Linked DNA regions of Homo sapiens: region 1 is linked to region 2. Evidence: chromatin contacts called from ENCODE Hi-C or POLR2A ChIA-PET data. All regions are on one chromosome and are shown on one strand. Each heading gives the region's core, a stretch centred on a gene start or an enhancer-like site at or near the end of the contact. The rest is flanking DNA. Distances are from core to core; before and after follow the strand shown.

What was found. Hi-C counts contacts between places; a loop is a spot of excess contacts on that map. ChIA-PET counts read pairs that join two places held with the same protein, here RNA polymerase II (POLR2A). Pooled maps may share reads with other maps.
Region 1: a loop to region 2 is called in a pooled map, with 8 times the contacts of the local background. The contact joins the promoter of ALKBH7 here to the enhancer-like site in region 2. A Hi-C loop is called at or near these places in 3 of 37 single-sample maps with no recorded cell type and 10 of 50 pooled maps. POLR2A ChIA-PET finds 5 or more read pairs at or near these places in 7 of 52 experiments (A673, BJ, GM10248 and 4 more).

Annotation. Positions count from the first base shown.
Region 1 is chr19:6,370,331-6,374,858 of GRCh38, forward strand. It overlaps ALKBH7 (alkB homolog 7), which reads left to right and starts at 2,464. Exons shown (of 4, transcript NM_032306.4): 1 at 2,464-2,694; 2 at 3,873-4,046; 3 at 4,135-4,259; 4 at 4,481-4,528. The coding sequence starts at 2,491. RefSeq lists an enhancer at 2,196-3,118 and a silencer at 2,788-3,187.
Region 2 is chr19:6,158,764-6,163,486 of GRCh38, forward strand. ACSBG2 (acyl-CoA synthetase bubblegum family member 2) reads left to right here. Exons shown (of 15, transcript NM_030924.5): 6 at 2,452-2,532. The region is part of intron 2 of LOC105372255 (a long non-coding RNA gene); the gene reads right to left. Among named protein-coding and RNA genes, the nearest start is that of ACSBG2, 25 kb to the left of the region's middle. RefSeq lists a silencer at 2,722-2,781. Within about 2 kb of position 2,653, at least 4 of the 41 ENCODE cell types and tissues checked have a DNase peak (open chromatin) inside an H3K27ac peak, as active enhancers do.

The sequences.
Region 1 (4,528 bases), core at 1,214-3,713, 210 kb after region 2:
CTAACAGTGAAACCCCGTGTCTACTAAAAATACAAAAAATTAGCTGGGCGTGGTGGCAGGCGCCTGTAGTCCCAGCTACTCGGGAGGCTGAGGCGGCAGAATGGCGTGAACCTGGGAAGCGGAGCTTGCAGTGAGCGGAGCTTGCAGTGAGCGGAGATCGCGCCACTGCACTCCAGCCTGGGCGACAAAGCGAGACTCTGTCTCAAAAAAAACAAAATGTAGGCGGCATCAGCATGTAGGCTCATTAACAGTCAGACTGAGACCTGGCTATTGGATTCGGCATTGTGGATGTCACTGGTGGCCTTAAATCAGGCCTTTTCTGGTGCTGTGGGAGCCAAAAGCCAGGCTGGAGTGGATCCAGAAAGGATAGGAGGAAACATATCAGACATAGACAAGTCTTTCGAGGAATTACACTATCAAGGGGAGCAGAGGGTGGGGGGGCAGATGTAGCTGGAGGGAGAAATGGGGTCAATATTTTTCAAAATGCAAGCATTCGGGCCGGGGTCGGGGGGGCGCTACGCTCAGCAGTTACAGTGTTGCAGTTTGCATTATGCACATTTAAAATACATACAAAAGTACCCAGAGCTTTGAGAGGCTGAGGGGAGAGGATCACCTGAGCCCAAGAGTTCCAGGCTGCAGTGAGCTATGATCGTGCCCTTGCACTCCAGCCTGGGCAATAGAGGGAGAAAATAATAAAATAAAGGCCGGGCATGGTGGCTCAGGCCTATAATCCCAGCACTTTGGGAGGCCGAGGCAGACGGGTCACCTGAGATCAGGAGTTTGAGATCAGCCTGGCCAATGTGGTGAAACCCTGTCTCTACTAAAAATACAAAAAATTAGCCGGGCGTGGTGGCAGGCGCCTGTAGTCCCAGCTACTCGGGAGGCTGAGGCAGGAGAATGGTGTGAACCCGGGAGGCAGAGCTTGCAGTGAGCCAAGATCCCGCCACTGCACTTCAGCCTGGGTGACAGAGCGAGACTGTGTGTCAAAAAAAAAAAAACCCAAAAACCAAAAAAATAAAAAACAAAAATTAGTTGGGCGTGGTGGCAGCTTCCCGTAATCCCAGCTACTCGGGAGGCTGAGGCAGGAGAATCGCTTGAACCCGGAAGGCAGAGGTTGCAGTGAGCCAAGACCGCACCATTGCACTCCAGCCTGAGTGACAAGAGCGAAATTCGGTCTCAAAAACAAACAAAACAAAAAAGCTGGGCATGATGGTTCGTTGCCTGTAATCCCAGCTACTCGGGAGGCTGAGGCATGAGAATCACTTAAACCCCAGAGGCAGCGGTTGCAAATCTTCAGGGCCTGAGATCGTGCCACTGCGCTCCAGGTTGGGCGACAGAGTGAGACTCTGTCTCAAAAATAAACAAATAAAAATAAATATAAACAAAAGTAGAGAAAACAGGGTAATGAGACCCCACGTACTTATCACACCAATTCAACAATTAATTCACGGTCAAAGATGATTCTTCCCTACCCGCCCCCTCCCTGCCCCCACAGCCTGGATTTATGTGGAAGCAAATCCCAGAGATCTTTTTTCTGTAAATATTTTTTTTTCAGTTTGCGTTTGTAAAAAACGATGACTCTTTTTTTTTTTTTTGAGACAATGTTTTGCTGTGTCGCCCAGGCTGGAGTGCAGTGGCGGGATCTCTGTTCACTGCAACCTCCGCCTCCTGGGTTCAAGCAATTCTCCTGCCTCAGCCTCCTGAGTCGCTGGGATTACAGGCACGCGCGCCACCAAGCTCGGCTCATTTTTTGTATTTTCAGTAGAGACGGGTTTTCACCATGCTGGCCAGGCTGGTCTCGAACTCCTGACCTCAGGTGATCCACCCGCCTCGGCCTCCCGAAGTGCTGGGATTACAGGCGTGAGCCACCACGCCCGGCCGAGGAATCAAAAAGACAACCATAATGCCATTTTCAAACCTAAAGTAATAGTGATACGGAGACGGGGAAATGAATGATACCTCGCTCTGACCTTTGACCATAAGCCCTAACTCTGGATAGCTGGCCCCACCACACACATAATCGTGGCCTTGACGTCAGTCCCCTGACCCCGGACCCTTATCTCGGCCTGACTGTACTCTGCCCTTAACCTCTAGCCCTAGTCGACTCCATAACCGTGGCCTTGGCCCCAGTCCCCCTGACTTCCGGACTTCAGACCAGATACTGCCCATATCCCCTTATGAAGTCTTGGCCAGGCAACCCCTAGGGTGTACGTTTTCTAATGATTAAAGAGGCGGTGCTAAGCTGCAGACGGACTTGCGACTCAGCCACTGGTGTAAGTCAGGCGGGAGGTGGCGCCCAATAAGCTCAAGAGAGGAGGCGGGTTCTGGAAAAAGGCCAATAGCCTGTGAAGGCGAGTCTAGCAGCAACCAATAGCTATGAGCGAGAGGCGGGACTCTGAGGGAAGTCAATCGCTGCCGCAGGTACCGCCAATGGCTTTTGGCGGGGGCGTTCCCCAACCCTGCCCTCTCTCATGACCCCGCTCCGGGATTATGGCCGGGACTGGGCTGCTGGCGCTGCGGACGCTGCCAGGGCCCAGCTGGGTGCGAGGCTCGGGCCCTTCCGTGCTGAGCCGCCTGCAGGACGCGGCCGTGGTGCGGCCTGGCTTCCTGAGCACGGCAGAGGAGGAGACGCTGAGCCGAGAACTGGAGCCCGAGCTGCGCCGCCGCCGCTACGAATACGATCACTGGGACGCGGTGAGACCGGCAGCGCCGGGGGCGAGGGACGGGGGCTCGTCGGGGGCGCGGCCTGGGGACGTGGAGCATCAGATGGGGCGGGGACACGCTGGGGGCGGTACCTAGAGCGGGGATTTGGAGCGGGGACAGAGGAGACGAGCGCCGGGACCGGGCAGGGCCACACTGGGGGCGGTTACAGTACCGTTTAGCGTGGGGGCGGGGCTACGGTGCTGGGGTTGTGGGGCCAGGGGGGTCGGGCGCAGGGATGGGGCGGGGCCACGCTGGGGCGGGGACAAAGGAGACAGCGCAGGGATGGGGCGGGGGCACTCTGGGGGCGGGACAGGAGGCGAGCGTAGGGACGGGGCGTGGCCACGCTGGGGGCGGGGACAGTGGGGACCAGTGCTGGGATGGGGCGTGGCCACGCTTGGGGGCGGTTACAGCGCAGTCGAGCGTGGGGGTGGGGCCAGGGAGTCGGGTGTAGGGTTGGGGTGCGATTACGCTGCTAGCAGTTACAGTGCAGAAGAACGTGGCGGCTGGGATTGGGGCGTGGTCAGGTCGTCGAGCGCATGGATGGGGCGGGGCCAAGCTTGGGGCGGGGTCCGTGGAGTCAAGCGCCGGGATGGGTTGGGGCCATGCTGTGGGGGGGACGGGGAAGTCGAGGTTTAGAGAGGGCAGAACCACGCTGGGGGCGGAGATAGGGGAGACACATGCTGGGATGGGGCAGGGCCTTTTTGGGGTCGGTAGCTATTGCAGGGATTTGGGAGCTGGGCTATGGTGGGGGCTGGGCTGAAACTCTGGCTGTGGGAGGGGCGGGACCTGGGGGATGAGGACCTTGGGGTCAGGGAGAGCACTTTTGCGACCTGGGACCAAGGTTAGGGGCGGAAACGGATGTGGAGCCAGATGATGTTGAGAGACAGAGACAGGACACTTGGGTGGGGTCAAGTTGTAGGGAGATTCAGCCAATTGAATGCTGGGGCCGGGCCAGCATTGGGGACCTGGAATTGTAGCCTCAGGGTGAGTACTAAGGACTGAGGTCACACCTAGGTAGGGCCATAGTTGAGGGGCTAGGGGAGTTTGAGTTGAGGGCAGGGTCAAGAGTCACATAGGGAAACCAGCCCCTTGCCGTTTTCTGCCCCTCCTTGCCTCAGTTTCCTTGTTCCCTCTGGGAGCTCCCAGGCTTAACCGAGCTCTCTGTGCAGGCCATCCACGGCTTCCGAGAGACAGAGAAGTCGCGCTGGTCAGAAGCCAGCCGGGCCATCCTGCAGCGCGTGCAGGCGGCCGCCTTTGGCCCCGGCCAGACCCTGCTCTCCTCCGTGCACGTGCTGGACCTGGAAGCCCGCGGCTACATCAAGCCCCACGTGGACAGCATCAAGGTGGGCAGAGGACGGTGCCTTGGCACTCCCAGCCAGGGGGTAGGCAGGCCCGGTTAGATCCTGACCCATCCCCACGCCTCTTTTGCAGTTCTGCGGGGCCACCATCGCCGGCCTGTCTCTCCTGTCTCCCAGCGTTATGCGGCTGGTGCACACCCAGGAGCCGGGGGAGTGGCTGGAACTCTTGCTGGAGCCGGGCTCCCTCTACATCCTTAGGTACCTCCATCCAGGCAGCACCCACCCCTCCAAGAATGTGCCATCCGCCCACCCTGTGCCCTGGGTACTTTCCCTCAATCCAGCCCTCCCCGAAGACGCCTTTACCCCAGGGTCTGTGTGGGAGGCAGCAGGGGGCTGGAATCCAGGAGGCTGGAATCCAGGTCTGCCTGGAGCAGGGGCTGCCCTCCTTGCACCCAGTCACAGCCTGTTTCTTCCTGCAGGGGCTCAGCCCGTTATGACTTCTCCCATGAGATCCTTCGGGATGAAGA
Region 2 (4,723 bases), core at 1,403-3,902:
CTCTCCGAAATTTGGGTACAGTTTCCAGATTCAATGAAATCCTAGCTAGACTCAGTGAAATACAACACTTTCTCCTGCCTGGCTTCCTTTGACTCCTAATTCCTGACTTGGTTCAGGAAGGACAGACCTCCACCTCTGGCCTAGAGCTTTTAAAAATTCTTTTCTTTTTTCTTTTTCTTTTCTTTTCTTTTTTTGTTTGTTTTTTTCTTTTTTTGAGACTGTCTCACTTTGTCGTCCAGTCTGGAGAGCAGTGGCGCCATCTTGGCTCACTGCAACCTCCACCTCCCAGGTTCAAGTGATTCTCATGCTTCAGTCTCCCAAGTAGCTGGGACTACAGGTGCACACCACCACACCGGGCTAATTTTTGCATTTTTTGTCAAGACTGGATTTCGCCATGTTAGCCAGACTGCTCTTGAACTCCTGGCCTCAAGTGATCCAATGGCCTTGGCCTCCCAAAGTGCTGGGATTACAGGCATGAACCACTGCTCACAAAATTACTTTCTTAAGTGATGCATCGGTGGTTCCCAAAACTCATGTCATACCTGTTTGTCCTCTTCCTAGCAGAACACACTATGGGGTGGGTGCTGGTGGGTGGGTGGGGTCCTTCTTCCAGCTGGGAATGCTGGCTTAATTTGAGTTTTCCATAACTGGAAAATGCCACATACACAACCTTCCCCTCTACACCCACCTGGCTGCTGTGGATTTCTGTCCTGGTTCTAGCAGGTCCAGCATTAAGTGAATAAAGCAATATCTGAATTATTTCTGACTCCTAGTTTCATTGAAGGTGAAGTCTGTGGAGGATTTATTGTTCCAGTTGCTAGGTCTAGAAGATTCAAAACCAGGTTCCTGACATGCTTCTCCCAAATTGGATGCCCAGCTCCACTTGGAGATCTTTATTTGGGGGAGTAATCACAGATCCTCCTCTGCTTATAATCCTCTAATTCTCTAGCGGTTTTCTGTTGGAGTTAAATAAACTCCAAACTCCTCATCTTTGCCTCCAAGGCTCCGCTGATCTGGGCCTCACCATTCTTTCATGCCCCCTCCCCTATCATACTCTCTTGGGTCCCCACTCTGGCCATCCTGGACTTTTTGTATCCCTCAGACATCCCAAGCTGTTGCCTGCCCCAGGCTCCTTGAATGTCTGTTTCTTCTTCTCTCTGGAAAACTCCTGTCCAGCTGCTATACGGGCTTCTGCCATCTTTTCTCTCCAATGCATGCCAGAGGCGTGGTTATGATTAGCAAAATGGATGTTGCAAGTAACTTTTTCATTGGATTGGCTAGAAGTGTCATAGAGAGACCCCATCCCGCTTTCTTTGGCATGAACAGAGTATAAAAATCTCGCAGGGGCCGGGCGTGGTGGCTCATGCCTGTAATCCCAGCACTTTGGGAGGCTGAGGTGGGCGGATCACGAGGTCAGGAGATCGAGACCATCCTGGCTAACACAGTGAAACCCCATCTCTACTAAAACTACAAAAAATTAGCCAAGCATGGTGGCGGGCGCCTGTAGTCCCAGCTACTCGGGAGGCTGAGGCAGGAGAATGGCATGAACCCAGGAGGCGGAGCTTGGAGTGAGCTGAGATAGCGCCACTGCACTCTAGCCTAGGTGACTGAGTGAGACTCCGTCTCAAAAAAAAAAAAAAAGAAAGAAAGAAAAGAAAAAAGAATCCCGCAGGTCACCTGAACCTTACCGTGCTAGGTATGGGTAGAGGGCTCTGCACTTGTCCAGGTTCCAGCCAACTTCATGAAGGATTTTTATTGCCTGACTCCGAGTAAAAGGTTAGCTAAATCTGGGCTGCAAGGTGCAAAGTCCTGGAAAAGGAAGAGCCATGAGGGACTTCTTTTAGCTCATCAACCAAGATCCACAATTCTGTGTAGCATAATTTGGTCAGAGATGTGTTGTCTCGGGCAGACTATTGTCATCCTCTACCGACACTGTTGGAAGCTACTGATATGGACTACAAAGAATCCAGGAGTCCTGAAACCAAGTCATTTGGAGTCAGTCAAGACCAATAGCAGCATTTTATAGTGTGGGCAGGGGAAGAAAAGAGGCTGGAGGCTGGGCACAGTGGCTCACGCCTGTAATCCCAGCACTTTGGGAGGCCGAGGCGGGGGGATCACCTGGGGTCAGGAGTTCGAGACCAGCCTGGCCAATACGGTGAAACCCCGGCTCTACTAAAAATACAAAAATTAGCTGGGCATGGTGGCACATGCCTGCAATCCCAGATACTCAGGAGGCTGAGGTGGGAGAATGGCTTCAACCCGGGAGGCGGAGGTTGCAGTGAGCCGAGATTGGGCCAATGCACTCCAGCCTGGGCGACAGAGCAAGACTGTGTCTCAAAAAAAAAAAAAGAGGCTAGAGTTGCTGGAGAGAGCTTACTTAGGACATCTAACCCAGCTTTAGTCTTTCCCAGGGCTGGGTTGCCATGAAGCCCACAGGGAACTTTCTTTCAGATTCCACAGAGCAGCCTAGAGCCCCTAAAAGCGATCATCCAGTACAGACTGCCAATGAAGAAGAACAACAACTTGTACTCTGTAAGTGTGGGAGGTGGGCACTGGGGAAAGGGGAGGGCGGGGCCTTGCAAGAAAAGTGGGCGTGGCCTAAGTGGAAGGTGAGCAGAGGGAGGAGGTCGGACCTGGCAAGGGTGGGAACTCTCAAAGGAAGTAGGTGGGGACTCTCAAAGGAAGTGAAAGGTGAGGAAAGGAAGTGGGTGGGGCCTTGTGAGGAAAGTGGGTGTGACCTTTCAAAGGACGTGAAATGTGAGCAGAGGGAGGGGGTGTGACCTTACAAGGGAAGTGGGTGTGGCCTTTCAAAGAAAGTGGGAGGTAAGCAGAGATGGAATGGGGCCTCACAAATGTGGTAGGTGGGGGTTTGCAAAGGGATGTGGGTGGGGCTTCATAAATGTAGTGGGTGGGGCTTTGCAAAGGGAAGTGGATGTGGCCTTTGCAAAGGGAAATGGGAGGTGAGCAATGCGTGGGGGCCTAGCAAAAGGACGTAGGCGGGACCTTTGGGACGCATTTTTCCCTTCTGGCATGAAGGGACTGATTAATGAACAGTGTCTGTTCTGGCTAATTACTGCTGGGCAACAAATCACCACCAAAACTGGTGGCTAAAAAAAATCAGTCATTTTGTTATTAATTTTTTCCCAAGAACATTAAGATAATTAAACAATATACTAAAAAGTTGAAAATTATGTTAAAACTAACAACATTAAGTTTAAATATTTTATTTATACCCAAGCCAAAATTTGTTATAACAATGACTAAGACAACCAATTAGAATTGCAGACTTCTCAGGAGATCGAGACCATCCTGGTCAACATGGTGAAACACCGTCTCTACTAAAAATACAAAAATTAGCTGGGCATGGTGGTACGTGCCTGTAGTCCCAGCTACTCAGGAGGTTGAGGCAGGAGAATCGCTTGAACCCGGGAGGCGGAGGTTCCAGTGAGCCGAGATCACACCACTGCACTCCAGCCTGGCAACAGAGTGAGACTCTGTCTCAAAAAAAAAAAAAAAAAAAGGCCGGGCGCCAGTGGCTCACACCTGTAATCCCAGCACTTTGGGAGGCCGAGGCAGGCGGATCACGAGGTCAGAAGATCGAGACCATCCTGGCTAACACGGTGAAACCCCGTCTCTATTGAAAATACAAAAAAATTATCCAGGCGTGGTGGTGGGCGCCTGTAGTCCCAGCTACTCGGGAGGCTGAGACAGGAGAATGGCGTGAACCCAGGAGGCGGAGCTTGCAGTGAGCTGAGATCGCGCCACTGCACTCCAGCCTGGGCAACAGAGCAAGACTCCGTCTCAAAAAAAAAAAAAAAAAAAAAATTACAAACTTTTTAGAGGTTCAAAGTGACCACTACAGCAACAGTCTTAAGTCTCGGATAACTTAAAAGACTACTTTGTTAGCAATAACACTTACAGCAGGGTTTCTCAACCTCCTTGCTGTTGACATTTGGGGCAGGTAATTCTCTAAGGAGCTGTCCGACGCCCTGTAGGATGTTGAGCTGCATTGCTGGCCTCCACTCACTGGATGCCAGGAATATATCCCCTGCCTCCCACTTGAAACAACCAAAAGTGTCTCCAGACACTGCCTAATATACCCTGGTGGGGGGAGGGTGGGCGGTGGTGGAGTAGTATCACCCCTGGTTGAAGACGCTAATTTATAGGGGAGAGTCACATAGAAGGGCATCTACTCCTCTGCAAGGGAGAGTAGAACCTACCATTTTAAGATTCTGTTTAGGCTGGGCACAGTAGCTCATGCCTGTAATTGGGAGGCTGAGGTGGACAAATAACCTGAGGTCAAGAGTTCGAGACTAGCCTGGCCAACATGGAGAAACCCTGTCTCTACTAAAAATACAAATAATAATAATAATAATAATAATAATAATAATAATAATAATAATCGCCCAAGCACAGTGGCTCACACCTGTAATCCCAGCACTTTGGGAGGCTGAGGCGGGCAGATCATGAGGTCAGGAGGTACAGACCATCCTGGCCAACATGGTGAAACCCCGTCTCTACTAAAAAATACAAAAAATTAGCTGGGCATGGTGGCATGCGCCTGTAGTCCCAGCTGCTCAGGAGGCTGAGGCAGGGGAATCACTTGAACCCGGGAAGCGGAGGTTGCAGTGAGCCGAGATAGTGCCACTGCACTCAAGCCTGGCGAAAGAGCGAGACTCCATCTAAAAAAAAAAAGGCTGGGTGTGGTGGCTCATGCCTGTAA